2 separate regions of the Homo sapiens genome follow, and region 2 is linked to region 1. Evidence: read pairs that join two places in POLR2A ChIA-PET (ENCODE). Cell type or tissue: CD4-positive, alpha-beta T cell. All regions are shown on one strand. Each heading gives the region's core, and the rest is flanking DNA. Links, peaks and the distances in the headings are about the cores only.

Evidence for each region. ChIA-PET counts read pairs that join two places held together with the same protein. Peaks named below come from ENCODE experiments on the same cell type or tissue, not always from the same donor. Only the 100,000 strongest peaks of a DNase experiment are listed, where the experiment ranks them.
Region 2: POLR2A ChIA-PET joins it to region 1 with 6 read pairs; 22 of 35 experiments call an interaction of 5 or more read pairs at or near these places.

Annotation. Positions count from the first base shown.
Region 1 is chr5:87,272,609-87,280,600 of GRCh38, forward strand. The region is part of intron 1 of RASA1 (RAS p21 protein activator 1); the gene reads left to right. Among named protein-coding and RNA genes, the nearest start is that of RASA1, 8.7 kb to the left of the region's middle. In CD4-positive, alpha-beta T cell, for the core only: no CTCF peak of the experiment used is centred there; no DNase peak of the experiment used is centred there.
Region 2 is chr5:87,403,952-87,411,943 of GRCh38, forward strand. It overlaps CCNH (cyclin H), which reads right to left. Exons shown (of 9, transcript NM_001239.4): 2 at 7,273-7,395; 3 at 5,339-5,412; 4 at 4,025-4,235; 5 at 893-1,056. Among named protein-coding and RNA genes, the nearest start is that of CCNH, 5.0 kb to the right of the region's middle. In CD4-positive, alpha-beta T cell, for the core only: no CTCF peak of the experiment used is centred there; a DNase peak (open chromatin) is centred at 4,440; H3K27ac peaks cover 1,196 bases.

The DNA.
Region 1 (7,992 bases), core at 2,064-6,063:
CGATAAATACGTAGTCCCCTGTGCCCATAACTGTAATATTTTACTAGCACTAAATTGTCTACTAATTCTTTTGGTTAGAGAATCTCCCTTGTTAAATGACTATTTTACAGAATGTTTTGAACTCCAAATCAAGCCTACCACGATTAATTATATTAAGAATTTTATTTTAACTTTATAAGGGCTTCTAGCAGTAGGTTAAGCAATTTTAGAGGTGAAATTCAAGTGTTCTCTATAAATTCCTATTCCTGAATGTAGATATTCATATTTTTAAGTGGAAGGAAAAGCCTTAAAGACATTTTCAAATAATATTTATCTTTTGTAAAAGTATTGAAGAAATGTTGGACTAAATACTGACTATGAGTAACTGGTCCCCTTAGTTATGGATAGCATGGTATTAAGGGGGTTTAGGTCACAGGATTGAGTCCACAAGTGGCTTGTTACTCGAGTGTTCCATGGTCAGGAAGTTAGTTCAACTTTGTTCCCAGTTTTGTGCTATTGATCACAAAAGAGTCAAATGACAATATGTAGATACACCAGTGCAAATAAATTAACACTATTAATTAGTATTTTGTACCTTGTTTTTCTGTGTACGTGGTGAATCATTAGTCTCATTTTTATTACTGAGCATTTTCATTAGTTTGGTTGAGGCTGGAAATGTTTATGTAATTTGTACTATTTATTTGAATATTTTTGAAAGTTTTGAGAAAATTATAAAAATAAAAAAAATTCTTCCTCTCTATTTCTCTACTATAAAAGTTTCTATATCTAAAACTGTTAACAGATTTCTTTTTCGAGAGAGAAAAGGTTAAATTAAAGAAGTTTGTCACTAGTACTCCATAATTTTTTGGAGTTTCTTTTCATGGTTCTCATTTTTTTTCTTCTGCAGGGTGAGGGGCAGTGGTGGTAAAGGTATATTGTTTGTGTAGTGCACCATCAGTTATATGTAGAGATTTTTAACTGTGAGTCTGCAGTAGCAAGTGGCCATTGGTGAGAATCCAACCCACAGATATATACTGCTTGCCCTTAGAGTATTTGGAATATTTGATAATTGTCACCATTTAAGAATAGAGATTTCTTTTCTTTTTCTTTTTCTTTTTTTTTTTTTTTGAGATGGAGTCTTGCTCTGTTACCCAGGGTGGTGTGCAGTAGTGTGATCTTGGCTCACTGCAACCTCCGCCTCCCGGATTCAGGTGATTCTCCTGCCTCTGCCTCCCCAGTAGCCGGGGTTACAGGTACACACCACCATGCCTGGCTAATTTTTGTATTTTTAGTAGAGACGGGGTTTCACTCTGTTGGCCAGGCTGGTCTCGAACTCCTAACCTCAGGTGATCCGCCTGCCTTGGCCTCCCAAAGTGCTGGGATTACAGGCGTGAGCCACCTCGCGGCCAATAGGAAGATTTCATATTTAAGAAGTCTCAACTTCTAGCATCTCTAGAAAACCCACAGGACTTGGCTATACCTGGTGGCCATTCCTGCTTGAGACTAGATTGCCAGAGCTGAGTAGCGGTTGACCCTTTTAGGTGGGTACTGAGGTCTCCATTTGCAGTCTCCACCAGGTCTGCTTTGCCTTTGCTATTGCAGTATTTGCCTGGCATCTGGCCTGGATCTTATGCTGAACCTAATATTCAGACTTCTCAAGTCTGAAACTTTAAGGAAAAGAAAATAAGGAATGTAAATAGTACCTTTCTTTTTTAAAAAAATCATTTTACTGTCTCTACAAAAATAAAATCATTCTTATTAAGTCAAATAATTGGTGAAGGTTAATGTTAGAACATGTAGCATTCATTAACTTTGTCACTGATTGCATTATACATATGGGTGAGCCATTGTTTCTTAATAAAAATGGGGGTGAGACTTGCTAAGATTAGTTACGGACAATGATTGATGACCAGAACTCATATTTTTTACTGTATTTGTATAAGTAGCAGAGAAATATAGTAGGTGCTTCAAGGGTTGCAAGAGTAAAATGCCCCTTTTCTCAATGGGAGAAAAGGGAGTATTAGATCTAGTAGGAAATTAAGTAAACCAATTACTGTGATTCAGGCTAGGTTAAGATAAATATCACGAGTGAAGTATGAGCAAAGGTCATGAGGGTTAAAAGAAAAAGAAATTTGTGTAATTAGGATCAGTAAATTCTTTGAGGAAAAATAGCAGGTATGTTTTTCCTGCTACTTAATTTATTTTCTGAGCAAGAGGTTATTGGTTCTGATGCTCTTCGCTTAATGATTCTATCAGGAAAACATAATTATGAATTAGATGAGTTTAAACTTTTCACCCTTAGTGAAGAGTCTGGTCTACAGAACTTTTAGTTACCTGTGGTCTGGAGGGAAGTTGACGGTGATGTCTGTAGTGACTGAGGTACAGAGCACAGTTGAATGCTAGAATCGGTATGGATCATTGATTAGCCACTCTGGGGAAAACAGGCAAACATTACTGGCAAAGCTAAAAAGGACAGCCATAAATTAGGAAGGGAAAAGGAAAAACGAAGAGTAGACTTTCTGGTTGCTTTACTTCTCTCTCTTTACTGGCCATTGGTGAAATGAACAGAGTCCCTTTAAGAACACTTAAATACCCAGAAAAGTACCTTTTGGGAAGAAGATTTTTTATAGTGATTATTAACTATAACAATGGTTACCACTGACATTTTTTGTTGTTGTTGCTTACTGCCAAACAGGAACAGTTCTAATTGGTTTATTTGTATTGTTTTGGTTATCTATTGCTGCATAATAAAGCACTCCAAAACATAGTGGCTAAAACAATTGTGTATTTGCCCTTGATTCTAAAATTTGTGTATGGCTTTATGGTGACTTCTCCACATGTGATCTGTTGGCTATAATGTCCACTGTGGCTTCTTAACTCATAAATCTAGTGCCTCAACTGGGATGGCTGGAGCAGCTGGTAGATGGCTGGGCATTTCCCTCTCTCTTCCTACCCATGTCGTCTCTCCACTTGAAGAAGGTTGGCCTTCTTTTTTTTTTTCCCCCCTGAGATGGAGTCTTGCCCTGTCGCCCAGGCTGGAGTGCAGTGGTATGGCTCACTGCAACCTCCGCCTTCCGGGTTCAAGCATTTCTCCTGTCTCAGCCTCCCAAGTAGCTGGCATTACAGGTGCGTGCCACCACGTCCAGCTAATTTTTGTATTTTTCATGGAGATGGGGTTTCACCATGTTGGCCAGGCTGGTCTCGAACTCCTGACCTCGTGATCTGCCACCTTGGCCTCCCAAAGTGCTGCGATTACAGGCATGAGCCACTGTGCCCAGCCAGCTTGGCCTTCTTCATAGCATGGCAGCTATGGCAGTTCCGTGAAAGACCTTTCCAAGCCCTAGTGTGCCGGTATTTATCAAGCTTCTGTGTTCCTCATCCTTGCTAATGTTCCAATGGTGAGTGCTGGTCACATAACCCAGTGTGCATTAAATATGGGAGGGGACTATAAAATGGCATGAATACAGCAAGTTGAGCTTTCCTCAGGGCATCAAAGTAACAGTACCATGTGTATTACTTATTTTCATGTAATACGAGATAATAGAATACTAGTAGTGAGGGACAGGCTGGGAGATAGGACAAATACTTATGAGTTCTTCCTTCAGGCCCAGCAAGCTAAGTTGTCTTTTGTTAAATGAGTCAAATTTCTCCACAATAGATGTTGCTTTTTGGCTACCATTACCTTAATTTTAAACCAAAAATACTGAATACGGATGTTGTTTATTGTTTGAATATGCAGGTATTTCTGTGTTACCTTGAAATCACTGGCAGTACATTTCAGTTTTGTGCTGCGTTAAAAATTGTTGTTATTAGATACAACTTATTGATAACTATGTATGTCTTGTCACATCTCTACAGGATTTAGGGTATGATGATTTTAGGTGTTTTAGTGGTTATGTGATTTAGTGAGTAAAATAATGAACAGTATGGGGGACAAAAAGAAATATACAATTCTACAGTCTAGTTGGAAGATGAGGCATTACTGGTAGGGAAATAAGATGATAAAAGTAGTCTACAGATACGTTGTGCAGGTAAATTTTTCAAATTCAGAGGATAGTTGCCAAAGAGTGAAAGAATGAAAGTAAATGAAAGAATGATACTGAAATTTCATACCATAATTCTCTTGAAGGAAATTTCAGTATCATTCATTTAGGATTATTACAGTGAGAAAGTGTGATTAACTTTTGTAACATTTGTGTTTCAAATTGTAGTCAAGTTGTTATGTGTAACATAGAGTTTTAGTTACAGAGGGAAGCTTCTCTGCTTAGATACAGAAGTAGCCTTAGGTAGAGTGACTTGCTTCACTCCACCCTACACCCTAGCTAAGTTCATATAACTAGGTAGTGGTAGAACTGGGACAGAATCCGATTCTCATACTGTTTCACATATATTTAGATTTGAGTAATATTTATAATTCATTTTTTTTTAAATTTTAGAGAGGACTAGAAGCAAAGGCTCAGTATTTGCTAATCATTTGCTAGATGTCAGGTACTTTATATAGATTATCTTATTTAATTCTTACAATGATATAGTGAGAATGGGCATCATCCTCATTGTTGAGGAAACTGAGTGATAGAGCTGGAATTTTAATGTAAATACTATGCTTTTTATTTTGTCTTGCCCCTTTCCATTACGTAGAATGTACACACATATATGCACCCAGATAAAACTTAACGTACTTCAGGGCTGGCAGTAACTGGCATTTTGGACTTAATAGTTCCCCCCTGTCCCCCATAGTCATAGGTTGAAGCCTTAACCACCAATGTAACTGAATTTGGAGATACAGCCTTTAAAAGAGGTAATTAAGGTTAAATGAGGTCATAAGGGTGGCTGGTGAATCCTATAGGACGGGTACCTTTATAAGAAGAGGTACCAGGAGTATGAGTGCATCAAGAAAAGGTCATGTGAGGACATGGTGAGGAGGCCTTCATTTGTCAGCTAAGGAGAGAGGCCTGACCAGAAACCAAGCTTGCCAGCACTTTGATAGTTCAATTTCCAGCATGCAGAACTGTGAAAAAATAATTTCTGTTGTTTAAGCCACCCAGACTCTGGTATTTCGTCATAGCAGCCCAAACTGACTAATACATGGGTAACTCTACATCTTTAAAAATGGATTTGGATTATTTTGGAACAGATTAAATGCATGTCTGCTGCTTGAGAAATAAGGTCCTCATTCTTTTAATTTCTTTCACTGTGGGAGAGAAAATCTTGCCTTACTTTACCTCTTTCTTTGTTAGTCAGTGACCTTTATCTTTTTTGATTGTACCTCTGTTGAAAGATGGAAAGCATATTTAAATGCATGTCTGATTATTATAGTGTGGAAAGATCCTACACATGACCATGGTAGCCATGGAATATCCTATGGATAAGCTGTTACTCCAGCAAATTTTCTGTATTCAATGTGTGTTCATTGTTGTAACATTTTACTTTAAAAATTTCGCTAATACATCTGTCTCAAGCTAAGGGAAAGACTTAGAGATCTCCCTCACCTCTTTTAAGTGTTTTTTGTAGGAATAACTTGCTAAACTGGGTTCATATTAGACACTTGTGTAACGATAGACCGTATCTCACCTATATTCTTTTCTATCTAAATGTTGATTCATTTCTCTAATTTTTAAATCTTTTTATTTTGAGGTAATTGTAGATTCATATGCAGTTTTAAGAAATAAGACAGATGGGCCGGGCGCAGTGGCTCACTCCTGTAATCCCAGCACTTTGGGAGGCCGAGGTGGGTGGATCACAGGGTCAGGAGATCGAGACCATCCTGGCTAACACGGTGAAACCCCGTCTCTACTAAAAATACAAAAAAAAAAAAAAATTAGCTGGGCGTGGTGGTGGGTGCCTGCTACTCGGGAGGCTGAGACAGGAGAATGGCGTGAACCTGGGAGGCAGAGTTTGCAGTGAGCCGAGATCATGCCACTGCACTCCAGCCTGGGCGACAGAGCGAGACTCTGTCTCAAAAAAAAAGAAAAGAAAAAGTAATAAGTTAGAGATGTACTTGTTCATCCATTTTACCTCAGTGGTAACATCTTGCATAACTATAGTGCAGTATCAAAACCAGGACATTGACATCGCTGTAATCCACCTATTTTGTTCACATTTCACCAGTTTTACATATATTCATTTGTGTGTGTGCATGTATGTGTGTGTGATATATTTAGTATTTAGTTCTATGCAGTATTGTAACATGTAAATTTGTATAATCATTACCATACTAGAGATACAGAAGAGTTTCTTCACCACTAGAATCTCTCATGCTGTGTTTTATAACCAGAGTGTCTCCTTCCTCTTTCCTTATTCCCTGGTAACTGCTAATTTGTTCTTTTTTTTTTTTTTTTTTTTTTTTCCTGTGGTCATTTAAAGAAGATTATGCGGGCTGGGTGCAATGGCTCATTCCTGTAATCTCAGCACTTTGTGAGGCTGAGGCAGTTGGATCGCTTGAGCCCAGGAGTTCAAGACCAGCCTGGGCAACATGGCGAAACCTTGTCTCTACAAAAAAAACAAAAATTAGCTGTTCGTGGTGTTGCACACCATAGTCCCAGCTATTCAGGAGGCTGAGGTGGGAGGATCACCTGAGCCTATGAGGTTGAGGCTGCAGTGAGTTATGATTGTGCCATTGCACTCCAGCCTGGGTGACAGAATGATAACCTGCCTCAAAATGGAATCAAATAGTATGTAACCTTTTGGGATTGGCATTTGTCACTCAGCATAATTTGTCAAGTTCGTGTAAGTTGAAGTATCAATATTTTGCCCTTTTTTCATTGCTGAATAGTAGTCCATGGTGTAGATGTGCCACAGTTTGTTTAACCGTTCAGCCATTGGGGAACATTTGGGTCATTTCTAGTTTTGGGTATTATAAAAAAAAGCTGCTATAAACATTTGTATATATGTTTTTGTGTGAACATAAGTTTTCATTTCTGTCAGTTAAGTCCCCGAGAGTACAATTACTGGATTGTATGATAGTTGCATGTTCACTTTTATAAGAAATTGCCAGCATTTTCTATAATGGCTATATATTTTTACATTCTCACCAGCAATGTGTGAAAGATCCGGTTTCTCTGTGTCTTAACCAGCATTTGATGATATCATTTTTTATTTTAGCCTTTCTGTTTTTACTGATATCTCATTGTGATTTTGATTAACATTTTTCTAATGTCTAATTATATTAGTCAGGGTTCTCCAGAGAGAATCAATAAGATACATGCATATATAAAAGGGAGTTTATTAGGGAGAATTGGCTCATGCCATTACAAAGTCAAAATCCCACAATAGGTCATCTGCAAGCTAGCCAATGAAAAAAGCTGGTACCACATCCAAGTTGGAAAGCCTCAAAGCCAGGAAAGCTGACAGTCTGAGGCCAAAGGCCTGAGACCCCCAGGGAGGCTGCTAGCCTGAGTCCTGGAGTCCAGAGACCAAAGAACCTGGAGTTTGATGCCTGAGGGCAAAAGCAAAATATCCCTCACTAGAAGGGGATGGGGAACTCAGCACGCTGGCTCTGTTTCTCTTACTGCCTGCTTTGTTCTGGCAGCCGACTGCATTGGATGGTGCCCACCCAGAGTGGGTCTTACTCTCCTCATTCACTGACTCACATGCCAGTCTCTTCTGTAAACACCCTCACAGACACACCCAGAAACAATGCTTCACCAGCCATCAAGGCATCCCTCAGTCCAGTCAAGCTGACACCTAATATTAACCATCACAGTAATGATGTTGGAAAATCTTTTTCTTTCTTTCTTTTTTTTTTTGACAGTGTCTTGCTCTGTTGCCTAGGCTGGAATGCAGTGGCACAATAATGGCTCATTACAACTTCCACCTTCCAGGTTCAAGCGATTTTCCTGCCTCAGCCTCCCAAGTAGCTAGAATTACAGGCACCTGCCACCACGCCTGGCTAATTCTTGTATTTTTAGTAGAGACAGGGTTTCACCATGTTGGCCAGGCCGGTCCTGAACTCCTGACCTCAAGTGATCCACCTGCCTCAGCCTCCCAAAATGCTGGGATTACAAGCGTGAGCCA
Region 2 (7,992 bases), core at 2,413-6,412, 130 kb after region 1:
CTTAGTAAATAAGTGGAGATATAAATCACTTTGGGATTAAACGTATACATTTATATACAGTTGGTGAGCTGCGTTTGCAGAGAACAGGCATATCATAAATAAAATATAAACCTACAATCCCTTATCCTAGATGCAGATGTGTTGCGAAATTCTTATTAATAAGTATTCATGTCTTAGAAAAGTTATCTGGTGTATATATTATGAAATGTGAAATACCCAAGTGATGTCTGTAATCAGGAATATTAAGATTTCTGCAAGGGAACACAAATATTCCTATTAAGTGAAATAAAAACTAAATACAATCTGCTCTATTTGCTGCCACCTTATCAATGGATTCTGAAATTATGGATAAGGGATTATAATCATGTAAAATAGTTTTAATTAACTTTAGGAAGTTTTATCATCTTTCTTCCTCAGCTATTTCTAGGAATGAAATCAAGCAGAACCTCAAAGGTCATAAATTGAGAAACTTAATATAGAAACTAAAAATGTCTAATTGGCTGCTAGCTTGTGCTTCAGTTAGTTAACAATATTTAACTTCCGCGTGTCATACATGCTCTACAGAAGGGGAATAAAGATAAAACAAGGCAGACATTTGCTGCACTCAAGTTGCTCACCAGTTCACAGGAACTTCTAAATTTGTCATATACTGATAGCTATATCAGTCTTTCAAGGATCACCTGGTTTACTTCTACTTTAATCCTAAATGTATCCTCTTAGTTTAACAGTATTTTTCATGATGTTTAAAGATTTCCTCAAAAGGCAATTTCATTTCTTCTTCTCACCAACCATCCCAGCCACAAAGAATATTAAAGATTACAGTCAGAAATGATTCTATGAATAAATAAACCCAGTGACTGAATTTGACCTAAGTTAAAAAACTAATTAATACCTTTCCATAGTAATTCCAGCCCTGGAGGCACTAGATAAAATGGCAGTCAGGGCAATTTGGGAAGGTGTGTATAAAAGGTAAGCATCCGTCAATGCAATTCTATTAAGAAAGTCATCAGCTGTTTTCCTCAAAATCTCTGGATTCTCCAATATGGGATAGCGGGTCTACAAAGAAAGTTTGCAAATGTTACCATTTCTGAGGGTTTAAATGGAGTATAACAACAGTTTAAAAATTACACAACTCCTATTAAGAAATATATGCTATAACATATCTAAAGTTCCTAGCACAGTAATTGACACTGTCCTCAATTTACATTAATCCCTTCTCTTGGTCCTTTTCCACCTGAGTAGGAAGGGGAGGGAAGGGAAGCTCTTAGAGATTCCATTGAGTCTAAAGTAGGGCCAAGAAATACATATTCCCAGGTAAATGCTTCTCTCAGGCAACCCAGGTGATTCAAATGTAAGGCCACATGTAGGAATACACCTTATTTTTATATGAAATTCCTTCTATTTAAAATTTGCTTTCAGGAAGAAGTAAATAAAAATGAATCTCGATTTGATTAGAACACACTAGACTTCGAATTCCCACAGAAAAAGTTTTAGAGTATGCCCAAGAGATGTGGAAGACCTCCTATTTCCTGACAGTTCTTCATACCCTATAAAATAAACTATAAATCCTAAGTCCTCAGATATCCATATGCAACACCTAAAGCACTAAGAAAGCTTTTCTACACTCTGAAACAAAATATTCAGAGTCAATTATGCAAAAATGCCTCACCTGTGATATGACAAATTCAGACCCACTACTCTGACCACAATGCCTCCCTTTCTAATATATTTACTCATTTACTTCACAGCTGTTCTCCCTCCTCTGAACCTTTGCTCACTTATCCCTCTACTTGCTCCCACTCACCAGTGTCCTCTGGTCCTCATTTCTCTCCTGAATTCCCTGCCCCAATATGCTGCCAACAAATTTCTGGCAAAACCAGAAACTGAACAGTGGTTGAATCCAACAAACTTTCGCTTTGCAACTATACCAAGATTTCTGAGGGCTGCCAGAGAAAACCATACAAGCAGAAGTCTGGTAATGTTACTATAAACTCATGTTCATTGACCTCAGCAAGGCTCTTAAACACTGCCAAGCAACCATAGTATTTCCACAGACAATTGACTCTCCTATTTTTCAGTGACTGCATAAATATTTTCCATCTGTCTTAATGTCTTTGATAATTCTCAGAAACTCCATCACTCTCAGAAAACTATCTCTTACCAAAGAAAGGCGCTATTTCCTGTCAACACCAAATCCTGAGGCATAACAGTATCCTAACCCATGATTTCCCCTTTTCCACTGTTAAGAGAAAGAGCTATTATTCCCTCTAAGGCCAGTTCTTATACCTTGCTTCCAAATCCCATGCCAACCCCCTTCCATCTTACTCCAAAGAGACTATTTTGTATTTCATCTTGCTCTCACTACTAGCTCTTTGCCTCAGTATTTAAATGTGCATCAGTCTCTTCCATAAAACAAAACACAACAACAAAAAAACTCTCACCCAGTCAGAAACCTGGGGGTTCTTCCTCTGTCTTCATCTCTATATGCAATCAATCCTCATGTTCTATTGATTCTACCTAACTACAGGCTAAGCATCACAAATCCAAAAAATTCAAAATCCGAAATGCTCCAAAATCTGAAAGTTTCTGAGCACTGACATGACACTCAGGAAATTCTCATTGGAGCATTTCAGATTTTGGATTTGGGATGCTCAACCAGTAAGCACAATGCAAATATTGCAAAATCAAAAAAAAAAAAAGTGTAATCCCAAGTACTTTTAGTCCCAAATTTTTTAGATAAGGGATACTCATCCTGTATCTCTGAAGCCCAGGAAGCTCTTTCTGTATCCACAACCTTCATACGAGTGAAGCCCAGCACTATCTTTTGCTTGGACTCCTTTAACGGTACCCTGTTATTGACTTAATCTATTCTAATCCATTCTCCACGTTATGCCTGACACATACAGATGCGCGATAAATACCTGATCCATAAGGTTGCCAACATGATCTTTTAAAGCTGCAAATCTAATCATGCCACTCTCTAAATTTAAACCTTTCACTAGCTTCTCTTTGCTGTATTCAAAATCTGTAACATTGTCTCCACAGTCTAGACTCTGCCTTCCACTCTGGCAGCAGCTGTCTGTGATCTCTTCCCCCTGCATTGCTAGGCTCTGTTCAGGCTCTTCAGCACGGAATGGTTTCTTGAATTTGAGCTTTTTACCAGGGAAGTCTCTGATTGGAATGTTCTTCTCTCTCCTATTCCTACTCTGAATTTTATTTTAAATGATACGTTCTCAGAATGTTTTCCTTACCCCTTAATCTGTTATCTCCCTCTAAAATATATTTTCCCCTCTGTATCATTGAGCACACTGGATATATGATTGTCTAAAACCTTTAGATTGTAAGGTTCACAAAAGTTGAGACTGTTCCTGTCCTATTTCTGGTTACATCCTCAAGCACAAAGTTTGGCACATAGAAGGTACCCAAATTGAGCCACTGATCTAACATGAATGAACCAATTCCTGATTTGATTCGACTCAGACTATCCAACTTCTCTTTTAGAGCCAAACAAAACAACTTAAAAAAGTTGCTTTTGTCAATGTTTGTTTACGTATATTATTGATGCCTACATAGTGACTTAAGTTCACAAACCTCTAAAAATATAAGTCACTTAGCAATCTTCTAGTTTAAGAATTTTTTATGGTTTAAATCAGGCCCAGATCCATGACAATATAATTCAAAGTTAGAAGAGTTATCTTAAGCCTTTATAGTAAGCACCGTTCTAAACTCTCAATGGTCTTCATTACATCCCTGGATGTAATGAAGATCACTTAAATGAGATTGCAGATCACTTAAATCAGAAACTCTGTAAGTCCCACCCAACAATCTCAGTTAACAATTTCTCCAGATGACTGATGATGCCCACTGAAGTTTGAAAACAACTGCCCTAGATGACCAGGCCAGACCCACAGGTTGTATCCATGCTATAACAACGAGGATGATTATGAGTTTTAAAATTTTGGATTCTTTTGTTAAAGAATAGGAAAGGAGAATGTAGTATTAGTTTATTTTACATCAAGTTTACCTTTAAGTCGATGAGGAAGCCCTCAAATGGTCTGTAAGGATTGTGGACAATAAGGTGGAAATTAAGTTGCTGTATAAGAAGTAGTTCATATTCCAGTATCTGTTCAAGTGCCTTCTCCTGTCCAAGAGGACTCTCCCGGAGGTTTCCAACAAACTGAGGACTAGATACATTGAATTCATCTACTTTGCAGGCCAAAAATGCACAAGTGAGCCTAGAGGAAAAAATAAGGAGGCAGGAGGCAGGGGGTGGGTGGGGTGGAAGAACATGCATATACTTTGAGAAGTATCTAAATAATTTATTTCTAAAAGTATATTCTATAATTGCCTAATATTCAAAAGCGACTGCTAGACATTGCAAGAATTGTTTTTTAAAAGACACTTCCTGTTCACACTTCATTAGGAGACGTAAGACAACTATAAAATTAGGTCAAACCAATATTGCCATGGCATTCAAACATCACTGACTCAATGACAGTGTTATGCAGTACAACCTAAATATCTGGAAAAACAAATTAACTGAGGAATAAGAGTACTTTGTATAATGTAGATGGAAGAGTTAAAAATAAAGCAGTACCCACATATGTACCATGTAAGTATGGGAAGAAAAGTAGGTTAAAGGAACATTGTGGAAGGCCATCGGCAGAAGTCTCTAAGGGCATCTGAATAAGGGACTATTATTTAAGGGACAAACTTGTGAAATTCACCTGGCCACTTCATGCTGTTCAGTATGAGAAAACAGTAAGAAAGCTACTGTAAAAAACAGTTGGCAGTGAGATCAAGGGCCTAATCTTGACTGGTGGAAATGGGAATCAAAAAAGAGAAAACAGGTACAATGTCATTGAGAGCAAACTCTTTGATGAGTTTCATACTAATTTCATTTTTAATGATAGACACAGCGCTCAGCAGAGAGCAGCAACAACAGACCTTTGTTCAACTGAAATGAGTATGAAGCTATAGGATCCGTAAACTGACTGGATGTGGGAGGGGCCACTATAAATGATTCTCAGTCTGAACAACTGGAAGAACAAAGGTGTCTAATAGGAAGAGATGTTAGAGAAGTAGCTAATTTGAGAAAAACAAAATTTGAATCTGGACAAGCTGAAGTTCACATACCATCAGAATTACTGAAGTACAGGTAAACAGAGATCTCAAGTTCTGAATAAAAAAAAAAAAATAGAATTCAAGTCTAAATTACCCTGTATTAGGAAGTCAGTTCTCTCTCTCTCTCTCTCACAATTCTCTCCTCCCAAAAAATACTCAAAAGATTATAAAGGTCTTCTTAAATGAAAACAATATATTAGACAGACATACTCACATTATTATCCTGGGGTGATATTCCATTACTGAGTTATTAAGATAAAAACGTTTGAAATACATACAAGCCGTACCCTAAGGGTTAAAAAAAATATATCATCAGGATCTAGTCACAAATGTTAAATGTTAAATTTTGTGAAACAGAACTTATTTATGGAAAGGTTTCTTTGTAGAGATTACCCAGAAAAATACTAATACTCATTAATTCTTCTTTAATCAAAACAAATTGTGATGAATTACTACAGAAATGCCATAGCCAAAAGATTCTTTCCCATCCTTTGCTTGTCTATCCCCAGCCTACTCTGGCTAATCCTTCCTATGGTCACTGGATTTAAAAATACGTGTGTGTGTGTGTGTGTGTGTGTGTGTGTGTGTATTAGAAATCAGACTATCAAAAATGTTCTGAATTAGATAAATTCAGGAAGAAAAATACAAACGTTCACAGATTAACCAATCTTATAAAAATACTGACAAAAAAACATGGGCAAGGCAATAAGCCTTCTCTCTAAAGCCACTCCATATTTGTGATATAACCATGTATCCATTCCATGATTTGTGATCACTGCTGCCAACTGAATGGCAGAAGCAGCACTACCATTTATTGAATGTATACCATGTGCCAGACTCTGTGCTAAACACGAAACTATCATCATGTTTTAATCCTTACAACAGCTTGGTGAAGTATTACTATCTCTACAGAGAAGGAAACTGAGTATCAATGAGGTTAACTGACTTATCTAGGTCACACAGCTAATAAGGAACAGGAATGAATTCAAGTAAGACCTGCCTGTACTTTTAACCATTATATCATTTGGCTGGAACCAATGAAATAACCACTTATCTATTTTATGATAGAAAAAAGAATATTTCCTTTTAAGTATTTTAAAAGTTTAGTTTTGTCATTATGTAAAACAAAAAATTATTCACCAATGATAAACATGTTATTTAAAAATAAATTCCATAAAGAAGTTCATTAAAGGATTTTTTCTTCATTTGATAAGATCACTTAAATTTACTGCCTCATTTTACAGTTCTTTTGTAAGAACAAGCCAAATCTGAAGATATAAACTAATCAAGTATACCTAAAACTCTCTCTGAATCTTTGACATCTCAGATGAAAAAAAATTGTAAATTCTATGGACTTAATATTTTCAACATACTTCAATTTTTTTTTCAACTATAAAAATGGAGATAATTTCCTAGAAAATTATTCTCTACTGGGTCGTAAGCTAGTCACGCTGTATAACTTTAAAACTTAACAGACTTTTACTTAAGATATACTTTTATATTTGGTCTTCACAACAAACCAGTGAGAGAATAACGTAACAACATTTTGAACACCCTCCCACTCTACCTTTTTTATCTTTCTGCTTTTTAATCTCAGCTACCTGTTTCTCCTCACGGTTGCCCACCCCAGCAAAAAACAAATAGGTCCTCAGAACCATACATCTGAAACAATAAGGCAATCTTTTTCACCAAAGATAAAACTCCAGCTTCTACTAATCAAGGCTTAAAAAAATCTTATGGTATCAGTTTCAGCTGGGGCATATGATTACCAATGATGAATGAATGCATTATTTCAAACATTTATTGGGTGTCACAGAGTTGGAAAAGCAGTAGTCTATGTTCTAGTCCCAGTCCTATGGCTCATTAGTTGAGAACTTAGAGGAAAGTAATTTATTTTTTTTCTTTCTTTATGACATTACCTGACCTCAAATTTTTTTCTGACCACAAAGTGAGACTTGAAATACTTTTGAAGATATGATACAGCAACTCATGATTTAAGGCCTGTATTGAAAAATATATAATGTGCCAAAAACTAATTAATTGTAACTAAGGTGAATTTTTAAGACTTGAGTGGACAGGGAATTTAGAAGAGGTCAAATTTCACAAGCCAACTAAAGGACATTATATTTCATCACCACTGTAACTTACCACAACAGATCTTGGCATTGCTGGCTTAAACACCGAACAGAATTCCAATAACCTTTTCTCATAGTATTTGCAGAGTGTCATTTCTTCATGAGGCTCAAGAAAGACTGGATCATTCGGAAGAACCTTTAGATCAACAATTACAACACAAGTTCAATGAATTCAATGAATTAAACAATTGTAAAACATTTTTCTCTATCTAGATTAAATTTAGTTTATATATCCAACGAAGGGTATATATCACGCCTCATTTTCTTTATAGATTCGCTAATCATTACACAAAATAGCTGTAGGAAAATATTTAATAAACTAAAACTGTACCATCATTTCACGACTTTTCGGAATGTCAGCTAGACCTTTGCTTCATTAAAGTATAAACAATCATGACAGGCTGTGTGCACATGCTCACAGTTGTGATATCATTATTTATAAATTAAAAAGTAGACAGACTTTTTAAAATATGATTGGAAAGCTTCCAACATCCGTTTCTCGGTCAGTCATTACGTCACAAGTTGTAAAAAAACAGCAAATGTTTCAATAAATTTCTGTTATTTTAAGCTACCCAGTTTGTGGTGATTTTTTTAAGGCAGCCCTTAGGAAACTAATTCAGGTGCTAAAATCAGTGATATGAAATAGATGTGAATTAAAGGTAGAAAGTAAAGTAACTCAGTATCGGTAATTTGGAGGCACTGAACACTTGCTGGAGTGGAGCTTGCAGGAAAG